Linked DNA regions of Homo sapiens: all the other regions are linked to region 1. The links are chromatin loops, found by intact Hi-C in ENCODE. Cell type or tissue: A673. All regions are shown on one strand. Region 1 overlaps EGF (epidermal growth factor). Region 2 has its middle 130 kb from the start of ENPEP. Region 3 has its middle 120 kb from the start of ELOVL6.

What was found. A loop is a pair of places that touch in the nucleus more often than their neighbours do. Peaks named below come from ENCODE experiments on the same cell type or tissue, not always from the same donor. Only the 100,000 strongest peaks of a DNase experiment are listed, where the experiment ranks them.
Region 2: it touches region 1 in a loop (4-fold over the local background); 8 of 110 quality-filtered maps call a loop at or near these places.
Region 3: it touches region 1 in a loop (3-fold over the local background); 33 of 110 quality-filtered maps call a loop at or near these places.

What each region holds. Positions count from the first base shown.
Region 1 is chr4:110,003,128-110,008,127 of GRCh38, reverse strand. It overlaps EGF (epidermal growth factor), which reads right to left. Exons shown (of 24, transcript NM_001963.6): 22 at 3,506-3,623. Among named protein-coding and RNA genes, the nearest start is that of EGF, 93 kb to the right of the region's middle. In A673, a CTCF peak has its summit at 2,485 (motif pointing left); a DNase peak (open chromatin) is centred at 2,457; H3K27ac peaks cover 419 bases.
Region 2 is chr4:110,342,436-110,347,435 of GRCh38, reverse strand. No RefSeq gene overlaps it. Among named protein-coding and RNA genes, the nearest start is that of ENPEP, 130 kb to the left of the region's middle. In A673, a CTCF peak has its summit at 3,090; a DNase peak (open chromatin) is centred at 3,075; H3K27ac peaks cover 358 bases.
Region 3 is chr4:110,313,496-110,318,495 of GRCh38, reverse strand. No RefSeq gene overlaps it. Among named protein-coding and RNA genes, the nearest start is that of ELOVL6, 120 kb to the right of the region's middle. RefSeq lists a silencer at 2,709-3,003. In A673, a CTCF peak has its summit at 2,846 (motif pointing left); a DNase peak (open chromatin) is centred at 2,815.

The sequences.
Region 1 (5,000 bases):
AGAGGATATTGTTAAAATTCACAAATTATCTCAACGTACATTGAATCAAAGTCTATGGCTTTACGATGTTCATCCTATGGAAAGTGAAAGTCAGAAGAAAGGCCCTGTGAAGTTAGTCTTTCTATCTAAAGAGAGATTCAACATTCAGTGAGGAGCCTTGTGTTACTTTGTCTTAAAGCAACTAGGCACACCAATATGTTAACTGAAGAATCTATTCTAATTATGGAATCTCAGCTTTTAGGTCACGGATCCCTGGAGCCACTGATTTACCATAAGCAATCCAAGAATCCATAAGTATTCTAAGAACTGCCCATAGGCCAGGCAAATAATATCTAATATATGTGTGTGCTACAACTTTTCATACACACACACGCACACACACATTAATAACACTCATTTAAACATGCTACCAAGTTCTGAGTAATTTGGGGCCATTAAAGGTAGTAATAATTACCAGTGCAATGACAATTTTGCAAGCTGGTTGAACAGCCTAGGGACCTAGAATTTTAATAGGAAGGAACAGAAAACAACATTTCTCTTCAGTCAACAAAATGATTACTTTTGTCATTATTTGTATTATCAAAAATTGATTGGGCACTTGCAATGCAGGCTGACCAGAGTTCACTGGCTCACATTCACTCTAGATAGATTAGATATTAAAACAGATCCATGCTACAAGGAAAGAAAAGAAGTGACCCCATACAACAGGACAAAGGACATCATTTGGTGAAGTCCTTCCTTGTCAATCAGTAACTAGTGCAAGGACTGCCCCAAGGTTTTGGCCGATCACGCTTCATTGGTTCAGAAATGGGCGCTCCACAGAAAGGAGCACACAACTCAGAAACAACAGAAAGAGGAGTAGAAAACAATCTCTTTGCCCATATTTTCCTTTGAGAAAGGTGTAGAAAGGGATGATGACTGGGGTCAATTAGGCAGAAGGCAGGGAAATGTTGGTAAGGGAAGTGTGAATCCACAGAACATGTATTTTCATTTTCTTATAATACAAATCATGCTTCATCTCCTCCTCATTGATGATCTCCTGCAGCAACACACTGCAAAATCAACACGCAACCCACTGTTTAAAGACACATGCCCATTATTTCTGTCTCAAGTCAAAATCCAACCCTCTGCACTGCAAATTTTCTAACCTCGTGCCTCTCTGTCAGAAGAACATAGGTCCCGAAATTCTGGGCTGAGGTGGGGAAAGGAGCTGATAGAACTACATTTGTTTCTGCTCTTTCTTCTAGTTTGAGCGTTCAGCTCTCTCCCACTCCCACTGATATCTACAGCAGCAGTTGCTGTCAACGACAGTTATGACGGCTGTGGGGGACTGAGCTCAGCAGCCCCAGGCCTCCCAACATAGCTCTGAGCCAACAAGTTGCTCATGACAGCAGCAAATGCTTTTGATTTTTTAATAGTCATACACAGATTGTGTTTCTCCTTCATTCCCATGATGATGAATTAATGAGATGAATTAAACCTGCTACTCAAAACCTGAATGAAATACCATGTAGACTGACAAGTGACATCTGGGTAATTTAGAAGTTCGCAAAGTCATGAGGCCTCAAAGAACCAACACATTCTAGAGCTTAGTCCTAGAATCACACACTTGTGGAATTGATAAAGACTGATAAAGACTGAAGGGATCTTAGAGATCATCTAATCCAAACCCCTTGTACTGAGTGGGGAGCAGAAGTCTGCATAGGTTAAAGGAATTGCTCAAGATTAGATAGCCAACTGGTGGGAGAGTAAGGCTAGAACTCATGTTCTTTCTCATGCTTTAGAGAAAAGGTCTCAGTCTGTCACTCAGGCTGGAGTGCAGTGGTGCTATCATAGCTCACTGCAACCTTGAACTCTTGGGTTCAAGTGACCCTCCTGCTTCAGTCTCTTGAGTACCTGAAACTGCAAGTGTGTACCACCACACCCAGCAAAGTTTTTTTTTTTAATCTTTTTAAAGAAATATGATCTTGCTATATTGTCCGGGCTGGTCCCAAGCTCCTGGCCTCAAGCAATCCTGCCTTGGCCTCCCAAAGCATGGGGATTACAGGCATGAGCAAACTTGCCCAGCCTCTATTTTTTTCCCCCATACTTGAGTCCAACCAAAAAATAAATAAATAAATAAGGAAACACTGAATGCCTATTACAGGTAGGAAAAGATGATCACCTGGTAGTCAAAAGCACAGTTACAGGAAAGCTACTTTCTGGGAATTCACTGTGAGATGGGAGCTGGGGAGTAGGGGTAATAATGTGGGAAGGACCCCAAACATTGCCTTTGCTCCTCCATAACCTCTCTGTAATAGCTCTTCCCTAAGGATTCAATCCTCCATGGACCTGCCATGTATTCCAGTCTCTTCCACAATATATACCACAAATAATGCCAACAGCACACACTGAATCAGTCCTTAACTCTGACAGGTTTCTAGAAATGGAAATTCCCTTAACTGATTCAAGAATGTGTAGCCTGTTTCAAGACTGCCCTCTAGTGTTCCAAGATCAATTACTGAAGTGGATGATTTATGAAACATCTTGAATTTCCCAAACCTCTGTGCTTTTCGGAAAATATCTAGGATTGTCAGATAAAATAAAGAACCCAGTTAAATTTAATTTTGAATTTAAATTTGAACTTTCAGTATAAGTATGAATTTAACTAGGCATCCTATATTTTTATTTGTTAAATCTGGCAACTATTTTGCTACTGAAATTTGGGGAGTTGAAATGTGTGTGAGAAAAGAAATATTAAGAAAATAAAAGAAATATTAAGAAATATTAAGAAAATTAAGAAAATTGAGTGCAGTGGCTCATGCCTGCAATTCCAGCACTTTGAGAGGCCCGGGCAGGTGGATTGCTTGAGCCCAAGAGTTTGAGACCAGCCTGGGAAACATGGTGAAACTCTGTCTCTACAAAAAATACAAAAATTAGCTGGGCGTGGCGGTGTGTGCCGGTAGTCCCAGCTATTTGGGAGGCTGAGCTGGGAGGATTGTTTGAGCCCAGGAGTTCGAGGCTGCAGTGAGCAGTGAGTGGTTGGATTACTGCACTCCAGCCTGGGCAACAGAGCAAGATCCTGTCCAAAAAAAAAAAAAAAAAAAAAAAAGACAGAGAAAAAGAAAAAGAAAAGAAAGAAAGAAAGAAAATAAATTAGAAGCACAATCTTGGGTTTTTAAGACATGTATCTGGAATGTATTAACTAAAAATATGGAAAGCCTTCACATAACACATACAAATCTAAGTTATAGAAAGAATCTACATGAAAGAAAAAAATTCCAAAAATTTATTGTGCCATTAAATTATGGCATTATTATAACTCATCTGATTCCTTTAGTTAACAACACAGTTCCCCCACCCTCCCACCCAGGACCTCCCTAGCTGATGTGGTCTTGGCTAACACTGACACCAGCTGGAAGCTATAACTGATTCCAGTCATTCTGAACTCAGTGAAAAAATAGAAAAAATGAATAGGGGTTAATATCAAGCCAATTCCTTGCTTCATCTGCTTTGGTCACATTACCCAAGGTTGAGGGCAAGAGGACATCCCATCCTCAGTGTCAGCAGGCCTGCGACTCCTCACATCTCTGCTCGACTCCTCATAAGGATTCTTTGGGTTTTTCGATAGCAGCTTCTGAGTCCTGTGATAAAGCCAAAATTTGAGACAATCTCACAACAAAACAAAATACTCAGCCCACTCAGTGATGATCAGGGACAACTAACTGCTTTTGCTACTAAAATTTAAGTACTTGTGTGGGAGAGAAGAAATATGAAGATAACTAGGAACATAACTTTAGATGTTTAAGGCAGTCTTTTCTGCAGAACTCAAAATGCTTTCCAGACAGTGTTTCACTCTTTCCAAGGTTCTGTGAGGTAGAGGGTGTGTGTGTGTTTGTGTGTGTGTGTGTGTGTGTGTGTGTGTGTGTGTGTATGTATGCCCATGTATGTTGGGGGGAATAGCCTTGCATTCATTCATTCACAGGTATCTATTGAGTACTAACTATACCCCAGGCACTGTCCTAGTACTGATGATATAGCAATGAAAAAACAACTAATTTTGCAGGGAGGAGTGGGGCAGTCTGTGGAAAAAATATCTCAGCAACTGTGTGAGGCAGACTATGTTAGCTCCATTTACAAGTGAAGCCATTGGGGCTTGGAAATGGCAGTGACTCACCTAAGGCACACAGCTACCAAGGGTAGTGTAAGAAGTCGGTCATGATGACACAAAGCCTAGGCTGCTCTTACTGGCCCACTGCAATCTCTCACTCATAAAGAAATTAGAGGCAAAGACAGAAGGAGTGGATGACCCAAGATAAGAAAATCTCATAGTGGCTAAGCCAGGAAATACACTAGGTATCTTGCTTCCAAATCCAGTTTTTTAGAGTACTGTCTTGTTTGACATTCAACGCTAAGTCTATACACGGCGTCATTCACTAGGGGTGGGGGTGGGGAGATTTAGCATGGAGATGGATCCCCATCCTCAAAGCAGTAGCCCCTAGAGCAGTGCATCTGTGAGACTCCACAATAACGCCACTGTCCTGGGGCAGATAGGCAGCTTAATTGCCTCTAGGAATGCAACCCTCTGTCAAAAGCCCTACCTGGACGTTCCAGGAAGAGTGATAAGGATAGGAGGGGCTGCTGTGAATCTGGCATCACAGACAGTACCAAGAGATGGTGTGGGTTATTATGTGTTTTAATCAAAGGCTTCAAGGAAAAAAATTGAAACAAGTGGCTAATATAAACAATTCCAAAGTTGCAAAGGTACAACGTTATAATTTGTACCAGTCAGAATGGCTATTAATAAAAAGTCAAGAAAAAAAAGATGCTCATGAAATTTTGGAGAAAAGGAAACACTTATACACTGTTGGAGAGAGAGGAAATTATTTCAATCATTATGGAAAGCGGTACGGTGATGCTTCAAAGAGTTAACTGCAGAACTACCATTTGACCCAGCAATTCCATTACTGGGTATATACCCAGAGGAATATAAATCATTCTACCATAAAGACACATGGATG
Region 2 (5,000 bases), 340 kb before region 1:
CATGAGTATACTTAAATAGGCTTCACATTATGTGAATGAATCTGTAGTTCTGAGCCTTTTTCTCCCATTCTATAAAGCATTCAAGAATGTGTGTGTGTGCGTGCGTGTGTGTGTGTGTGTGAGAGAGAGAAAGAGAGAGAGAGAGAGAGAGAGAGAGATAGAAAGGTAGTTGATACCTAATTTAATATTTTAAAAATGCTTTCTTATTCCACCACCCTCCAGAAATGACTCCCAGGATGTCGGAGAACTAACCCACCGGGGGCAATACTATCTCAGATGAAGCTACTGAATTACTAAATTTAAAAATAAACCACAGTTTTCCACTCAACCATAATGAATAAACTGTTACTGGACTTGCCCTTCAACAACTAAAAGAAATTCAAACTGGGAAAAATACATGAAGTGATTGTTTTTAGACATTGGCAGCCCACCACCATGCTTCCTAATGGAGGGATGCAAATGTGGTCAGCCTGACCATCAGCCCCCAGCTTGCTCTCTGGAGGGACTTTCCAGACTGAGGCACAATGAGGTGCCAGAGTGCTTCTGGCTGTCAAGGCATTCAAAGGCAAGGAGCAGGATCCCCCACGTCACCCCCTCTTCAGCATTTCAAATTCCACTGCCTTGAGGCCCTCTTCTCCTCTAACCTGGAATACTGATATTTCTCCCCAAATTTATATTCCTCTTTTCATTTTCACACCTGAAAATCCGTCCTTGAAATATAGATCAGATTGATTTTTTTCTAAAATATAAATGTGATTGCAATTCTTTCAGTTAAAATTATTAGGTGACTTTCTCTGCCTTTGGAATACATTAAAAATAGTAGCATGGAACATAAAATTTTAGTGGCCTGGCTTCTATATATTACTACTCCCATCTCAGAGTAAATAGATGGGAGCAGTAACTCTGCCTTGCTTCTCTACTTCCACATCTGACACTCCAATCTTACCAGTAGTTTCCTGAATAGGGCATTCTTTCACAAGCTCATGGCCAGCTTCATGGGCACACAACCTGTGTGGCCCAAGAGGACCCTGTGCTCACAAGGGCCCTGTATTTGGTTTAAGACTCTGCTGTCGCCATCTTGAAATACTCAATAATTTTTAACAAGGTGCCCCATATATTCATTTGGCACTGGGCTCCACAGGCACATGCGTACACACACACACACACACACACACACACACACACACACACACAGACACCTAGAATAAGACAAGACACATGGGGAATGGAATAGTGTGTGGGTGGAATATAAACAGCACCGGGGCACTTAGGTTTGAGTTTCAGCCCTATGAGATTTTAGCTCTTAACTTCTCTTAATCTGTTTCATTACCTGTAATGAGGATTCAAATACCACTCCTGCATACCACAATGGGCCTGTTAAAAGAATTGACTGAAATGATATAAAAGTTTGTAAAAAGTAAAATACAGTTAAGGGTTTTAATCATATCATCATCATCTTAATTGGTTTACTTGGTTCAGTTAATATCAACTAATCTTCATTTCCAGAAGGAAGTATTAAGCATGTCAGAGAAACTCATTATCTTTTATTCTCCACCAAAAACTAGGAGGGCTTTAATAGTGGATTTGTGAAGTTTGTATTCAAGAATTGCATGAGTTTAGAAAAAAATGTTTATAATACACTCCTCATAATATAAATGAGAATATCTTGGCTATTGTGTAAGGAAGAAATTATAGGTCAACTAAAGCAGAAATTATGAAAATATTTCACAATTGAATCATCTATTAATTTCTTTTGAAGAGGATGCCAGTTCCTGTGAAATGAACACACTCATGTTGCTGGAAGAAATGGAGAAACAAAATGTCGATCCATACAACAGAATATTATTCAGCAAGAAAAAGGAAAAAGCTACTGATACATGCTATATGATGAACCTGAAAAACAATGCAAAGAAAGAAGCCAGATGCAAAAGATCAGATATTTTATGATTCCATTAAATGAAATTTTTAGAAAAAGCAAATCCATAGAGATAGAAAGCGATCTGTGGTTGTCTGGGCCTGAGGTTGGGAGTGAAACTGATTGCAAATGGCACACAGCAACTTTTTGGAGTAATAGGAATGACCTAAACCCAGATTGCAATGATGGTTGCCCAGCTATATGAGCTTCCTAGAAATCATCTAATTATACAAACAGTGAGTGATTTCATAATTGTACCTCAATAAAGCCACTCAAAAAAGAAAATAAGAAGGGAAGGAAAGGGGGAAGAAAGGAAAGAAGGAAAAAAGACATGAGAAAGACAAAAGAAAATAAAAAGAAGAGAAAAACTCACTGCTATACAATGATCACTCCCAGCCCTAGCCCCACACTGCTTAGCGCCAGCTCTAATACCAGCTTTGTGATCTTGGCAAGTCGTTTTATAAATGAAAGCTTAAAACGCCTTCCACCAATCTTAAAGAAAAAATAAAACAGATTTTAAAATTGTTAATAGCTGTTGAAATGACCTCCCCTTCTCTTCATTAGAACTTCCTAGCTTCTTATTTTCACTAGGAAGAAAAAGATCATATCAAAATAAGCACCTCAGTTTGCAAACTAAAATTTTCTTTGGATATTCCTCCTTCTCTCTTGCAAGAAAATTTCTCATTCTGAATTCTTGAATCCATCATCTTTTTTTCATTTGTTTGCATCATCATTCTTCCCCTTTCTGTGAATCCTCCTTGACCTATAAATGTACTCAAACATCTCAAATTTAAAAACAAAACAAAACTCTATTTACTGTTCTTGAGCAGGGGTGGAATTTTTAATTACTAATTAGTCATACCTTAAATCTTCCTCCCTTGAGAATCACCAATAAGCTCCTGAATGCCAGATTCAGTAGTAGTTTCTCCAACCTCCTCAATAGTCTTTCTATAGCTCACATCTCCATAATGCAATATTTTTTTAAACCATTTACTTCTGGTACTGCTAGGGTTTTCTGGGTTATGTTGTTTTTCTCCTGCCTTTCCTACTTCTTCAGAGGCTAATTTTCATGCTTCATTTCTCTAGCTATTTTTAAATGGAGCTTTTCATCTAGGTTCAAACATGTGTGTTCCATACTATTCTATATCCTACACTCTACCCCCACCACCAGGCCTCTTTCATTTTTACAGTTTCAACCCCTGCCTCTAAGATTTTCAATCCTAACTTCTACCACCATCTCCAGTCCCACATTTTTAACTTCTTTCTGGATAACTCCACCTTTATGTATAACTTGCAACACAAACTTAACATGGCCGACTCCAACTCAAAAGCTTGTGCTCATTTCAATCTGCCATAATAACTCTTAAAAATATGTAAAATGTAATACTGGTTTCCATTTGTTGGAACTATAGTAGAATATGGAGATTTTGAAAAGAAAGGCAAGAGGGCTCAAGGTGAATATGGCCTTGAATAATTTATTCAGGGGAAGAACTAAACATCCTATAACATTGCAGGGAAAAAAGCAGGACTGTTGCCCACAATTTGATTTAATTATTACTTCAATTTAATTCCTTTTTAATAGGTTCTCTTGACTTGCCCTAATTCCATCCACCAAGTTGCACTCCTGGGCTTCCAGAATTTAGACTTAATTATTTGGGATGACCAAACTGAGAAAATTCTGCACTTGATTGTCTGCCAGTAGACCGTACCACTTGACTTGGTGATTCCTGTAACAGAATATTAATCTTGAAGAATTACCACCCTGATATTGGTCCATACTTGGGTGTGGCTCTAGTGTTACAGGATTTCATGAGTGCTGCTTTGTCAGCTGGAAATCTCTGTAGCCACCACTGCCTCTATCCGGCCTTGCTTGGGCCCACTGGGCTCACTCTACCTGCTCAGCCTTGCAGGTTGTGCTTGGCTCATGCCCACTCAGATCCCATTCCTGCCACAGCTCCACATTCAGCCCACTGCTGGACTGGGCATGCCGTGATCAGCTTCCATGGTGGGTGCCAGCATCTAGATGAGGGGAACATGGTGGCACCCAAAAACTCAGAGATGATAGCAACTGTGGTGCCCCAAAGGTGTTACAGCTCTTGCTCAAGGAGTCCCAACATCTGAGCCTCCAGAAATGTCACAGCTCTTTGTTCCTGCAGCTTGGTGAGGTGGTGGGGTGGGGGGTGTTACAGCTCTCTTTCTCCTGTGGTCCCATGAGCAGGAGCATGTTACAGCTCTTTTATTGCCATTGTCTGCAGCTCAGCAAGTTCTGGGCTCTTGTCTCACAACCAAGATGAATGATGTGCGTGGACATCACGGAGTGAGTAACGCAGAGAAGTATTTTATTGAGTGACAGAAGAAAAGCTCACAGCTGCAAGAGGGAACCCCAAAAGCAGACATAGCTGCCTGTGAGGCTGAGTCTGGGGTTTTTATGGGCTTAGAATGAGGGAGTGTGTGCTGATTGGTCCATGGGCAAGCTTGGAAAAAGCACAATTTGACTGGTTAAAAGACATTATCCAGAAGGAACCAATGGAGGGAGAAGGTAAGACAGGAATAGAAGTTCTCACTTCAGTCGTGGGCTCTATCCTGAACTAGCCTCTCAGTTTTCAAATTTTAAACTGGCTTTGGCTTGAAGGTCTGGTTTCACCAGGGACCCATCCCTGTCTGCCTAGGAATTTGTCTGTCTCATGTCACTATCACTACTACTGCAGCAAGCTGTGGAAGACAGAGTCAATAACCATAAAAGAGAGACTGCTAACACAGCCATTACTGAATATTCCATCATTGCCTTACAAGAGCAAACAAAAACTAAGACAGCCTCCTCACCAGATTTTGCCATCAATTACTTTAATTTCAGAAATCATTTGTATTTAAAATATGTTAGATTCAGGAGTGCTTTGGTGGTCCTTCAATTTCAGAGTATTTTTCATTCAGATTGAAATGTCACTAGCTTCTAACTGAATGACAGAAAAAGCTAAAGTGATCTGTCACTGGAAATTGCTCCTGAATTCTAAATATAAATCTTCTCTGATGTTAAAAGAAAAAATAAAGGCTTTCAGTAAAAATCTCACCAAAAATATTTTCCCTC
Region 3 (5,000 bases), 310 kb before region 1:
TGTACCATAAATATATACAAATTTTCTTTATCAATTTTTAAAATTGATTTTTTTAAAGAATCATTGGAGGAAAGACAGTATCAGAGGTCTTTTTCTCTTAAATCTGATAGGGTGTATTTCCCAGTTTCCTCCCTTGACTTTGAGACTTTATAGAAAAGATACAATGATAATTTTCTGTTTTAATTTCCAGGATACAAGAGAATTTAGGAAGAAATATACAAATAAAAACACAGAGAAAAAGACGTCCTCTGAAATTCATCTCTTCTCTTTTACTGTCATTAACCACTTCCCATAAATCAGGCATTTTACCTCCTTCTCACCCAACAAGTCGAACCAGCCACTAAGTCCTGGACATTCTGCCTGCAGGATAGTCACTGTCCTTCTGCCCATCTCCACGTCTACTGCCAGTTCAAGTTCAGGCTCTTCCTATCCAGCCCAGGTTATAATAGCCTCTAGTTATATAATTTTCTCTAGTCCAGTCTTTGCTGTTTTGAGGTGTCCTACACTGATGGAAACGGATTATCAATTTCACATTCAAAAATTTTCAGAAGCTTTTTCTTGCCACTTTGATGGCTAATAGACATCCAAACTCAGTATGTCCAAAACTATGGCCCTGGCCTTTCCTTCCAAACTCTTACTTTCCATAACCTTTCTATTGCAGTTGATGGTAGACATCTCAAAATCAATGTGTTCAACTTGCAAGACCCAATTTATTTATTTATTTATTTATTTATTTATTTATTTATTTATTGATTTGAGACAGAGTCTCATTCTGTTGCCCAGGCTGGAATGCAATGGCGCGATCTCGGCTCACTGCAACCTCTGTCTCCTGGATTCAAGCAATTCTCCTGCCTCAGCCTCCCAGGTAGCTGGGATTACAGGCGTGCGCCACCAGGCCCGGCTAATTTTTTGTATTTTTAGTAGAAATGGGGTTTCACCATGTTGGTCAGGCTGGTCTCAAACTCCTGACCTCGTGATCCGCCTGCCTTGGCCTCCCAAAGTGCTGGGATTACAGGCGTGAGCCACCGCGCCCAGCCCACAACACCCAATTTGTGTTTCAAAACTCACTCCTCCCACAGTCTTCCCCGTCATTCCAGTTAATTGGGGGCAAAAGATTTCAAATCTTTCTTGACACCTCTCTTATCCCCACATCTAATATCCAATCCATCAGAAAAAAAAAAAAATCTGTCAACTCTAATGTCAAAATAAATAGCCAGAATCCAGCTACTTCCTGATACCTCCATTGTTATTTCCATTAATACCTGGTTTGAGCCACTCTGGGCTTTTGTCTGGACTGCTGTAATAGCCCCTTCTCTAGCTTCCCAACTTCTATGTTTGACCCTCTAAAGTCTACTATTCTTATCACAGGACTGCATGATCTTTTAAAAACATAAACCAGGCCAGACACGGTGGCTCATGCCTGTAATCCCAGCACTTTGGGAGGCCGAGGCAGGTGGATCACCTGAATTCAGGAGTTCAAAACCAGCCTGGCCAAACTGGTGAAACCCCATCTCTACTAAAAATATAAAAATTACCTTGGCATGGTGGCGGATGCCTGTAATCCCAGCTACTCGGGAGGCCGAGGCAGGAGAATCACTTGAACCCGAGAGGCGGATGTTGTAGTCAACCGAGATCATGTCATTGCACTCCAGCCTAGGCAACAGAGTGAGACTCCATCTCAAAAAAAAAAGAAGAAAAAAGCCATAAATCAGATTTTATTACTCCTTTGTTCAAGACTTGACAATGGCACTCGATTTCTTAGAATAGTTTGCAAAGCCTCCAGGATCTGCCCGCTATTTCACCTCTCTGACCTCATCTTCTCCTGCTCCCCTTCTCATTCACTCCACTGCAGCCACATTGACCATCTTGTTGAGTTCTCTAAACAAACCAAACATGCTCCCAAACTGAGGTCTTTGTAAAGTCTAGTCCCTCTGCAGGAACTCCTCTTTCCCTGGATATTTACCTAGCTAACTCCCTTACATCCTTTATATTTTTGTTGAAATGTCATCTCCTCAATGAATAAAATACCTTATACAAAATCAAACCCTCCCCACTGCCCAGGATGCCTGAGCCCCCTTACCATGCCCTGCCTTTATTTTTCCAAAGTGTCACTTACCCCCTTCTAACACACTGTACTATTTTCTTATTTATTATTTTTATTGTCTTTCTCTCCCTGATGCAATAGAAGCTCCACAAATACAGGGATCTTTGTCTTTTTTGTTCATGGATGTACACCAAGCAACCATAACTGTGCTGGATACATGTGAGCACTCAATTATTTTTTAGTGAACTGAATTAATTAAATGCCAAACAAGAATAAGCTTTCCAGGCATGGTAGGAAAACACCCACACAATAACTTCTAACACATTTTCCCATTTTAATCTACTTCAGTACTTTAATTTTTCTATGCTTCAAGCTGGTGTGCAGTGGCAGGATCTTGGCTCACTGCAACCTCCGCTTCCTGAGTTCAAGCTATTCTCGTGCCTCAGCCTCCTGAGTAGCTGGGATTACAGGCGCGCACTACTACGTCCGGCTAATTTTTCTATTTTTAGTAAAGACGGGGTTTCACCATGTTGGCCAGGCTGGTCTCGAACTCCTGACCTCAAGTGATCCACCCGCTTAAGCCTCCCAAAGTGCTGGGATTACAGGCATAAGCCACTGCGTTAGTTCTTTTTTATGAAAATAAAATACTAGGATAAAATATTCCTTCATTTAAAAGTTTTAACTCTGGGTCACCTGTCCAAGTTCCGATGCTAAAAAAGGAGACTGATGCCGCTGCCTTTCAGTGGTTTCCAAGGTGGTTGCTTGCACAATGGCTAAGTCAAGATGGAATAGCGCCATCTGCTGTCAGCCCTCTGATCTCAATGGAATTACTGATTTGGGCTGTTAGCTTCTTGAACTTTGTTATAATTCCCATGTTATCACACAAAAATTTTTTCTTTTTTTTTTTTTTTTGAGACAGAGTCTCGCTCTGTCACCCAGGCTGGAGTGCAGTGGCGCGATCTCGGCTCACTGCAACCTCCGCCTCCCAGGTTCAAGCGATTCTCCTGCCTCAGCCTCCAGACTAGCTGGGACTACAGGCACCTGCCACCAGGCCTGGCTAATTTTTTGTATTTTTAGTAGAGACGGGGTTTCACCGTGTTAGGCAGGATGGTCTCGATCTCCTGACCTCGTGATCTGCCTACCTCGGCCTTCCAAAGTGCTGGGATTACAGGTGTGAGCCACCGCACCCGGCCCTACTTTTTTCTTTTTGAGTCAGTGTCTCACTCTGTCGCCGAGACTGGAGTGCAGCAGCGTGATCATGGTTCATGGCAGCCTCGATCTCCTGCCGATCCTCCCACCTCAGCCTACCAAGTAGCTGAGACCACAGGGACACCATCACCATACTTGGCAATTTTTATTTTTTTGTAGAAATGAGGTCTTGCCATGTTGCCCAGGTTGGTCTTGAACACCTAACCTCAAACAGTTCTCCTGCCTGGGCCTCCGTAAGTGCTGGGATTACAGGCATGAGTCACTGAGCCTAGCTGCACACAAAATTTTTTAATCTGGCAATCTCAATTTTGTCTTTCTGTCTTTCCTCCTCCTCCTCCTCCTCCTTCTCTTCATCTTCTTCTTCTTCCTCTTCCTCTTCTTCTCTTTTTTCTTTCTTCTTCTTCTCCTTATCCTTCTTGCAAATTACATTACTACACTCACCTTTACAGTGATTTCAAGATTTCAACTGCTTTAGAGAAGTGAAATGACACAGTTAAGCAGTGGAAATACTTGGGCATGAATTACAATTCTCTGGCCTGGAATGCACCTCCTAGCAGGTTCACGTTAGTCAGTGGAGTGTTTCAAGATAATTCAAGTTATGAATGACTAAACGAGACGGACATTAGATCAAAGGGCCCCCAATGTTGCCAAGCACAAATGGTTTATTTTTCTTGAAAATGTCCTTGTGAATTTAGACAAAATTTTGTCTCCTTGAGCATACTATCCTTCAGGTGAACTAAATACCTTACCTCCATTTATTTATTTATTTAGAGACAGGGTCTGGCTCAGGTTGGAGTGCAGTGGCGTTACCTTGGCTCACTGCATGCAACCTCTGACTCCTGAGTTTACATGATCCTCCCACCTCAGCCTCCCAAGTAGCCGGGACTACAGGTATGCACCACCACACCTGCCTAGTCTTTGTATTTTTTGTAGAGATGGGGTTTTGCCATGTTGCCCAACCTGCTCTGGAACCCCAGCGCTCAAGTGATCTGCCTGTCTCAGTGTCCCCAAACACTGGGATTACAGGCATGAGCCACCTCACCTGACTGTATTTATTCTATACAAAGTAAGTTTGTAATTACTACCCAAAAAATTGTCTAACTGATATTATATAACTTAAATATAGAGTTTTATAATAATATAATAATATAATAACTTTTATAACTTAAATAAAAAAGAAAATAATTCATCCAGGGAAATGCAGTAAATTTCAGATCTCATCTCTGGAAACTTAAGGAAAGAGTTAAGGTAGTAATCCCAGTTTTTCTAGCATATTAGTCATTTGACATAATGTTTAACGGTCCTGAATAAAGATAATAGAACATTTCCTGCAGTAAAAATGTGCTTATGTCCTGATTTTTAGAAAGGTAGATGTCCTTTTTTTCCCCATAAGTGATTGCTATGTTCATTGCTTATCATAGAGTCTATTCAATAAAGGCAACATTAGTCTATCTGACTCTAAATGTCATTGGTTCATCCAACAAACATTTATTGGGGGACTACTCTGTGCCACACTCTGTTGTAGATGATGGTGATTTAACAGAATCCAAATCTGACAAATTCCCTGTCTTCAAGGAGCTCATGTTCCAGTTGTTGGTTGTTCATTCATTCCTTTTTTTTTTTTCAGCTAGGTTGGGAAGACTGACAATCCCTGCCCTCTTGTCAACTGGGGGAAAACAAACAGTAAGCATGATAATTTAAACATATAGTGTGTTGGCCGTGAGTGGTGGCTCACGCCTGTAATCCC